Linked DNA regions of Mus musculus: region 2 is linked to region 1. A link is a loop called in an ENCODE intact Hi-C map of the cell type or tissue named here. Cell type or tissue: left cerebral cortex. All regions are shown on one strand. Links, peaks and the distances in the headings refer to the core of each region. The heading gives the core; the rest is flanking DNA.

Region 1 (4,633 bases), core at 1,220-3,719:
CTCAAGGAATTCTTTTCTAATTGAGCCTCTAGGCTTAATTGGCTTCTCCAGTGGAATGTAGTGGTGCGAAAAGTCAGTGCATTGGGAAACTGACCGTCAGCTTGACTTTCTAGACAGAAGTGGCTAGCTCTAGGGTGGAGAGGGTGCTTAGCAGAACTGGAACTGTGTCTATCACCCCCCTGGAAGCACGTCTGTGGTGGTTGTCAGAGGGCTGACAGGTGGGGGCGGGGCGGGCAGGGGGCAGCCAGCTCGCTATGCCATATAAAGCACTGAGCTATATATAACTCCCTGCGTACTTTCTGGATCTAGTGCTTCAGACTGCAGACCCAAGCAAGTATCACCTTCCCTGGGCAGGTCTTAAGGCTTGTCTAGTGAGAAAAAGAGCCTCAAAGTGTCACAGTAGCCCTCAAATTTAGCGTCTGAAGTAAAAGGATGAGTCCATTTAAAGGCCAGGCTCTGTGGACTTACTCAGACTAGGTCCATCAGCGAAAACCACCGGGGGCTGGGGGCGCGGCAAACACTAGGTATTCTGTTTTGCACAGACCTTGGTGATGACATACACCTCAGAGGTTTTATACCAGCAGGAGGCGAAGTTCACCTCCAGCTTCACCCTTTTCAGCTCCCAGCTTCGTACCCACCCACCTCCAACCAAAGGGGAGGAGGTAAAGAAGAGGAAAAAGAGAAAAAGGGAAAGGACGGAATAAAAATGAAACGTGAGCAGCAGTAGAGGCGGCATCCAGTGCTCTGGGCCACGGCCAGGCTGTGTGCAGGTGTCCCTGCAGGAGGAGGTTCGCCCTCTTCCTTTGCTCTGCAGCCCCTGTGGTGGCCCCCCGCCCCCCAGAGTGGCCACACGGACAGGAGGTGAGGGAGGCAGTGTGAGCGTGCACTTACATCTGTGGCCTTTTTCTCCGCCAGCTCCAGTTTCTCCTGGGCATCTTTGAGAGCCTCGGAGTATTTGTCCAGTTCATCTTCAGTGCCCTTGAGTTTCTTTTGCAGTGACACCAGCTCATCTTCCAGCTGGGAGTTGGCAGTGGAGTACGGGGAGGGGGGAAGGGGGAGGGGGTGGGGTGCGGCAGGCAGCGTGATCCCGCAAGGTGCGGGTTGAGGGTGCATAGACCATAAAGGACAGGGACAGCGGGAGAGAGAGAGAGAGGGAAAGACAGGGAGGGAGAGAGAAAGAGAAAGAGTTAGCCATTCGTGTGCAGTGCCTCGCCGCGCGCCCGGGGTACCTTGGCGGCGGTCTCGTCGGCAGCCAGGAGGCTGTCCTCCGCCTTGTGCAGCTCCTCTAGCACCCGGTCCCGCTCGTCCTCCGACGCCCGCAGCAGCTTCTCTTTCGCTGCGATGTCCTCCTCGAGCTGGGGTAGCGGCGAGCGGGCGCGGGCGGCCGGCATGGACCGGGTGGGAGACACATAACAAATGGGTGCCAGGTTGGCTGGAGCCCTGGGGCTAAGGGATCGCTGCTTTGGGGCTCAAGGGACCCTAAGATATCTCTCCCAGAGATCTCACTCAGTGACTCATCTCGCACACCACCCCCCAACCCGGGACCACACGCTCCGGCCGGCCGAGGACAGCAAGCTCAGGTTCTCAATTTGAGGGACTGCCGAAACATGTCCTTGTTTGGCTAGCTTTCCGTGTGTCTCCCATTCTGTCCCATCTTTGTTCTTAGGAAATAATTCAGTGACTCCCTCCTCTTCCCTTCAAAGTCTTCATCCCGTGTTGAGGGATCTTTCTCCCCAACCAAAAAGTCCAAAGAACTTCGGACACCTTAGGACTTGAGCCTTGCTCCGCTCCCCCACCCTTCCCTCCAGGCAACCCGGGAACTTGTATCCTTTCTCTCTTCCTCTTTCAAAACTGATTCCCAACCCTAAGAGTCAAGAGCCTCTCTAGGGAAGAAGCTCAGTGGACCTCGCAGACCGTGGGAGTCAGAGAAGGGCCACGAGCGTCCTCGGACGAGACAGAAAAGTTAGAATCAGTCTAACTCTCGCGCTTCTCCTTTTCTTTTTTAAACGTGCGCCCCTGGACACCCTGGCTGGGGATGGGATGAGGAAAGGGAGCCAGTTCGGGTCCCGGGGCTGAGCGACCCACGCTAAGCTGGGGCATTGGAGGTTGGGGATAAATGCAGACCTGCTTGCTCCGGTCTTCCGCCGCCTTCTTATCAGCCTCCGCTTGCTCAGCTCGATCCAAGGCGTTCTCTTTGTCGAGCTTCAGCATCTGCATCTTCTTCTTGATGGCGTCCATGGTGGCGGTGGCGAGGGGCCCTTAGGCAGCGGAGCGAGAGGAGACGCGAGCGCGGTGGGGTAGCAGAGCCGGAGTGCGAGCGCGGAGCTGCCTGCTGCTCCCTGATATGTACTTTCCCAGGGGGGCGACCGCATTCCTTAGGACAGCCAATACTTTTTTGGAAAAGCTTGTTCCTCCTTCCCCCTTTCCCAGTCTCCTGCCTCCGCCCCGTGCCCCCTCCTCGCTCCTCCCGCGGGGGCCCGCACGCCCATTCGCTGCCGCCTGCCGGCCTCCCAGTTGACGGTGGATATGACTATATATGGGGACCCGAGCCTCCGAGGCCGCGGCCGGGCGAGGCCGTCCTATTTCTAAACCTGCACGCCTGGGAAAGAGCGCCGGGACCTCGCTGGAGAGGAGCCCGGCACTGGGCGAGAGTCTCTAGCCACCTCTCAGAGCCATCGTCTGGCGGTCAAGGTCCCCAGAAGAGCCTGCCCGGAACCACCCGGAATAGGGCAGGTGGTGTGTGCGCACCGGCTCACTCTGCCTCCAGGTCCTGGGGTGCTGCTCATTGTAAGGTCCGGGGGCTGCCAGTCACGGCCACTGCCCCTCCCCTCTGGGCCTGGGAGCTCTCGGTACCCAGCTGGGTCCTTGTGGCAGCACTCAGCCCACTCACCAGTTGTCGTCCTGGGCTCTCACGGTCTGGACATTTCAACCAGAGCAGAGAAATAGAGGTGGAGGAAGGTTTGAGGGCCATTCCTGAGACCCTGTCTCTCTGCCCCTGATAGTGGACATAGTGACACACAGGCAGTCTCGAGTCTTTTCACCAAACTGGGGGTGGGTAGTAAAATACTTTAGGGACTTAAGGCCCAAAAGTGCCTGCGCTGTGCTTTGGAAAGGGCAGAGGGAGTGTGTCAGTGTGTAGCGGTCTAGGCGTTTTTCTTCCCTGTGGGAGTCAGTGGTGTGAGTGTGAGTGTGTGTGTGTGTGTGTGTGTGTGTCTGGTCTTTAGTCATCGGCAGCTGTGATTTGTAACAGCTTCAATGCTGTAGCTTCCCTCCATTTATTCATTTGCATGTTTTACTAGAGTCGGTTACTTATTTGGGGGGCGGGGTCATGGAGGTGCATTCGTGCTTTGGTGGACTGTAGAGGTCAGAGAGCAACTCTTTAAGAATCCAACACAGGGGGCTGGTGAGATGGCTCAGTGGGTAAGAGCACCCGACTGCTCTTCCAAAGGTCCGAAGTTCAAATCCCAGCAACCACATGGTGGCTCACAACCACCCGTAATGAGATCTGATGCCCTCTTCTGGAGTGTCTGAAGACAGCTACAGTGTACTTGCATATAATAAATAAATAAATCTAAAAAAAAAAAAAAAAAAAAAAAAAAAAAAAAAAAAAAAAAAAAAAAAAAGAATCCAACACAGGTCTTTGTGCTTGATAGCAAGCTCCTTTACCTGCTGAGCCATCTTGTTAGTCCAGTTTCCTTGCTTGGATCCTTACAGGGAGTTGTCTCTCTCTGTAAGGCATTTGGATGCTGGTGCTGAAAACATGGTACAAATTAGCTAAGGAAATGGTTCTATCTGTAGCCTGATCTCTGCAGAGGGAAAGGGGCCAGCCAGCTCAGCACTGAAGACAAGAGGATTGTCCCTCCGTATCGCTTTAAGTTTACCTCAAGCCAGTCCCCAAGGAGGAGAGATGCCTGATCTTTTCCAGTTCAGTGAGGCTTCAGGAGGGGAGAACCTTCCTGATGGCCAGCTGAGACAGGGTTGTGAGGGTCTTGTGACCAGTCCCTACAGAATAATTTACAGCCTGTACTACATGGATATCAAATATTCCCCAGACAGTGTCTGAGTAGATTAGGCAGGCCAAATGACTTGCTAAGCCCTTCAAGAAGAGAATGATCATATTCCTCTTTAGGATTTTATCAGGTTTCTGGCTGCCCAGGAGGGAAAACGCACCCTCTGGTAGTGACCAGAACATTGGAACAGATGAACAGGGACTCTGTGGCACAGAACATTCACCAGAGCCCTTCCTTGCCACGTGCCAAGTGGCTCAGGGCGCTGACACCCTTCCAGGCCATGGGCAGTATTCAGATATGTGGGCTATAGGAAGCTGACACTCCAGCTTGGAGTTTAACAGAGGAGAAGAATAGGGAATCTGGAATTTAGAAGCTGAGATCCAAAATGGACTTGGATACTTCTTTTTAATATAGCCGTAGCCATGGTGCAACCTCTTAAAGCCTCCGTTCTCTTCTATTAATGAAGTAGATACTGGAGTAAATACTGACTTTCTCCATGTGCTGGGCATAGTTGAAAAACTCACTCACTAAATCCATTTTAAATAAGCTAATGGTACAGTCCATTAAATATCCCACAACTGGATACCTGTTACATGCATGACAGGCAGCACTGGACTCTGAAC
Region 2 (4,633 bases), core at 680-3,179, 85 kb after region 1:
TTCACATGCCTCCCAACCCCCGTTCCTCAGGAGGAGACTTCCTCTATACCTGCTCCTCCCTTAGCACTTAGCAGATCTAGGGACTCCTTTCTCCTAACCCTTAATGTCATCTTTCTCTTCTTATCCTAAACCCTACATTCGTCTCTCAGAACGTCACATTCTTTCTCCTTCACCAACTCCACCATCTGGCTGGTGGTCTCCAACTGGTTTCTCTCTTACAGAATGGACTGCAGGGTTGAGAGGAGTCCCTGGCTGGGTGTCCTGGCGACCTAGGGGACTACAGCGAGAGAGCTGGAAGAGTGAGGGTTCACTGTCCACGGGCTGGTGAGATCTGAAGTCAGCACACAGGGGTCTGGAGCTGTGAGCTGGGCACTTAGAAAAGTGCTCAGTGCTGGCTCAATGGGCTGGGGAGTCCTAGAGGAGCAGGTAGCAGGTATGGTCCCTAGAGTGACGTTCTCCAGAGAGAGGGAAAGGAAGAAAACAATGGACCCCAAAGCTTTACAGGGGGCAGCGAGGGGAAAGAACTTTGGAGGGAGCACAGTGGTAAGCAGAGAGAAGAATAGAATTGGCTTTGCAGGCTCTGAAATGCACACAGACCTGGGAGACCTTGATAAAGCTGCAGGCTGTGGCTCCTAGCTCCGGGACCACGCCCGAGGGTCCGTCTCATCTGCACTTGAGCATTTCACATGGTCCGTTTTTGATAGTCAGCTGCTTGTTTATCCACTAGCCAACTAGTTTATGAGCTTGTGAGGATGCAAGTCCCTGCTACACTCTTCTCTGTATTTAGGGCCATTGCACAAGAGCTCTGTACTGGCTGGTTTTGTGTCAACTTGACATAGGCTAGAGCCATCAGAGAGGAAGGAGCCTCAGCTGAGGAAATGCCTCCAGGAGATCCAACTGTAAGGCATTTTCTCAATTAGTGATCAATGGCAGAAGGCCCAGCCCGTGGTGGGTGGTGTCATACCAGGTGGTCCTGGGTTCTATAAATAAGCAGGCTGAGGAAGCCATGTGAAGCAAGTCAGTAAGCAGTGTCTTCCCCCATGATCTCTGCATCAGCCCTTGCCTCCTGGTTCCAGCTCTGTTGGAGTTCCTGTCCTGACTTCCTTCGGTGGTGAACATCAACATGGAAGTGTAAGTCAAACAAACCTTTTCTCCCCAACTTGCGTCTTTGGTAACCATGTTTTGTCACAGTAACAGAAACCCTAACTAAGACAAGCACCCAGCTTACAGTGGCTTCTGACCTGGTGTGGCATGAAATTGACTCCCTGGCAGGAGTCTGAAGTGATGGCTTTTCTGTTTCAGGTCAAGATACTGTAGGAAGGTTCAAATACTCTCTTCCCTTTGAAGTTTCGGTAGCTTTAGTACTTGAAAGGAACTAAGAGTAATCAGAGGACTAGAAAACCAACCCTGTGATATATCTGTGCTGGTTAGTTTTGTTAACTCTACATAACTCAAGGAAGAGGGAAGCTCAACTGAGGAATTGCCCCCATCAGATGGGCAAGTCTGTGGGGGCATTTTCTTGACTAGTGATTGATGTGGGAGGGCCCAGCCTACTGTGGATGGTATCAACCCATGGCAGGTGATTCTGGGATGTATAGGGAAGCAGACCGAGAAAGCTATGGAGAGCGAACTAGAAAGTTCCTGCCTTGACTTCCCTCACTGACTGGGAAATGTCAGCCAAATGAACTCTTTCCTCCTCCCCAAAGTTGCTTTTGCTCAGTGTTTTACAATAGTAACAGAATTGGTCTAGGACAGTTAGTTCCTAAGCCCAGCTGCCAAACACACACAGTATGTATGGGATGCCAGGGATTAAGGCAGTTGAAGTTACAGTGATCTGAGGGGATCCTGCAGTTGAGGCTTTCGGGAGAAGGTGGGCGAGTTACAAGATGCTGAAGAGAGGGGTGGCCTGGTGGGCAAAAACAGTCTTATTCTGCAAGGAAAGCCCTCAACAGCAGCCTTCAGGAGAATCCTGTCTTCTCGTCTTCACTCAGGTGAAAATGAAGGCAGGAAAACCCGCCTACTAATGCCCGCATGCCTCTGAGGCTGTGAACCACTTGGGGGCGCTGTTGCTGAGACCTAGCCATTGGTGTGTCCACCAGATGCATCTTGATCAGCAGCCTCTTGCCTTTCAGTCTTGATTTTTTTTTTCTGGGTGTCTTGACTAGCCATCTTCTTTCTTAGACAGTTTCTTCCTCCAGCTTCCACAACCCCAGAGTCTCCTTGGCCACCTGTGTCTTCTGTGTCTCCTGGGTCCTTCTCTCCCACTTCCCATCCCTAGGGTATTGATGGTCCCTTTACCCCATCACAGGCATCAGTGGGCTGGCCGCAGCACACTGTATAGCCTCATAGTTTTATGAAACTGGCCATTGTTGAGTGTGTGCTTGCTACGCACACACACACACACACACACACACACACACATATACACTTAAGAAAAATCATAGGTTCCTGCTATACATATAGACTATGGCCTGTTTTACAGAGTTTAGCACCCACACTCCTCTAGCATCCAAGGCAAACATTTAGAACCACGCTGGCCCTTCCGCCTCCTCTTTCAACTATCTCTACTCACTCAGCACTTCTCACCTGGATAGCCCTAACTGGTCTTCCTGTTTCCAGAGGTGTCTCTTTGGAGATAACCCCTTGCATCATTATATATTTCCTTTCTGTATTCTTTATGTGTGTGGATGTTTTGCCAGCATGTTTGCCCACCATGTGCATGCAATGCCTGTGGAGACCAGAAGAGGGTCAGAACTGGTGTCAGACATGGTTGTCAGCTACTACGTGGGTGCAGGGGATTTAACCTGGATCCCCTAGAAGAGCAGACAGTGCTCTTAACTCCTGAGCCATCAGTGAGCATCTATTCAGTCATGAGAATCCCTTGTCTCTTCCTTTTGAGGCTGAAATGACAGGAGAGATGCCATGTCCTCCTGGCACAAATGTGGGTTCTGGGGATTCAAACTCCTAGTTGCACAGCAAGAACTTTATCTGCTGATCCCCCCAACCCCAGCTTGTGCCATCACACGTTTCTTTGTTGTTGTTATAAAATTCTTATAGATATCTTGAAGAGGGGGTGGAAAGATTGTAAGGGCCAGAGGTAGGGGGAGTACCCGAATGAAACGCATCTCCTGTGCTCACGAACTCACACCTGCGGTTGTTTGTTTATGACCTGCACAAGATCCAGCCAGCCAACATTCCAGCATGGAGGAGGGAGGGGTTTACAGGACACCACCCTTAACTGAGTTGTTATTGACAGTTGATGGCTTCTCAGGGAGGGCAAATCAGTTTTCTCTAAGGATGTGACCTCTCCGGTAAACCAACTGCAGTAGATGGCCTTGCACAATGAATATAAACTCAGCGTAAAGTGGACCTGGTGGGTTATTACCAAAATAAAAGTGGGGGATGAAGTTAGGGGTGGGGAGGTGGGGAGCATGGATCTGAAGGAGTTGAGGGGAGAATAGAAGGTGAATATGATAAAACACACCATATGGTATTCTCAAAGAAGCAATAAAATAGTATATTAAAAACACCTGTCCTGATGAACGTTATATTCTTGTGTGTGTGGTGGGTGGATATAAAGATATTTTTAAATAGTAGATGTTCTGAAGAAAAGAATTGGATATGGAAAGGAGACTTGGGTAGTATGAAATGAATGAAGAAAGGTGCTAAAATTTAAAAGTAGACTATACTTATTTACTGTTTGTACTGTGCCTGTGTACACGTGTGCTTTAGCGTGTGCGTGCATGCCAGAGGAAAAAGTTCGTGGGAATTTTTCCCTCCTCCTACCATGTGGGTTTGATTATCAGACTCCGGTCATCAGGCTCAGTGGCAATCTACCTTCACCCACTGAGCCGTCTTGCTGGCAGTTTTGGGAAGGATGGCCAGGGCCAGCCTCATCAAGACATAGCATTTCAGAAAGGCTTTAAAGAGTGAAAAGGGAGATTTGTAGTTCTGGAGAAAGGAGCATTCAGGGGATGCACAGTGCAAAGGCTCTGGGGCAGGAGGGGAATGGGGAGCAGTTTGAGAGAGTGGGCAGTGGGGTGCAGGGAGGAGGGGGGGACTGATGCTTCAAAGCCAGTCTCTGCTGGCCCACCTTGGCTGTGAGTGCAAAGGGAAACGGCCCTTTCTGCCATGTTGAGCAGAGGAACTGTGTACTCTGGACTACATTTCCAAAGGACCGATTAGACAGACAGAGGCTCCAACTCCTGTGACTGTGGCCTCAGGCAGACCTTTTCTATGTTACTCCTGTCTACAACCTGAGACTTGTGCCTGCTGCCATCGGTGGCCTAAAAACTCCATTCTCCCCATGTGTGACCTCTCTGCCACTGTCCCTTCCACAGGAAGGCCACTCCTCTTTGGTCTAGCTCACCTCTATTCAGCCTTCAGCAATCAGCTCAAATTCCATCTCTCATCGTAGCCTTGGAAACGTCTGTGCCTCTCTCTCCATGACTATTTTCCTCTATCTCCTGGGCCCACAGCCTTTCACAACTGTGATGTTCTGAGAGGCAGAAAACCTCTGCATCTCTCTCCTACATCACCTTTCCTACAGACAGTGATGCACATAGGTTAACATCAAGATCAAGTGTCCAGGGCCTTGTGGCTCAGTGGTCCAGGCCTTATGGCTCAGTGGTCT

The links. Hi-C counts contacts between places; a loop is a spot of excess contacts. Peaks named below come from ENCODE experiments on the same cell type or tissue, not always from the same donor. Only the 100,000 strongest peaks of a DNase experiment are listed, where the experiment ranks them.
Region 2: a loop joins it to region 1, with 2.7 times the contacts of the local background. A loop is called at or near these places in 8 of 42 quality-filtered maps.

The regions. Positions count from the first base shown.
Region 1 is chr9:67,046,895-67,051,527 of GRCm38, forward strand. Tpm1 (tropomyosin 1, alpha) reads right to left here and starts at 2,319. Exons shown (of 10, transcript NM_001164248.1): 1 at 2,125-2,319; 2 at 892-1,017. The coding sequence starts at 2,238. In left cerebral cortex, for the core only: CTCF peaks have their summits at 2,514 (motif pointing left) and 3,526 (motif pointing left); DNase peaks (open chromatin) are centred at 1,398, 2,378, 2,913 and 3,144; H3K4me3 peaks cover 1,778 bases; H3K27ac peaks cover 1,584 bases.
Region 2 is chr9:67,132,550-67,137,182 of GRCm38, forward strand. It overlaps Gm19299 (predicted gene, 19299), which reads left to right and starts at 1,012. Exons shown (of 3, transcript NR_045748.1): 1 at 1,012-1,131. In left cerebral cortex, for the core only: a CTCF peak has its summit at 2,057 (motif pointing right); a DNase peak (open chromatin) is centred at 928.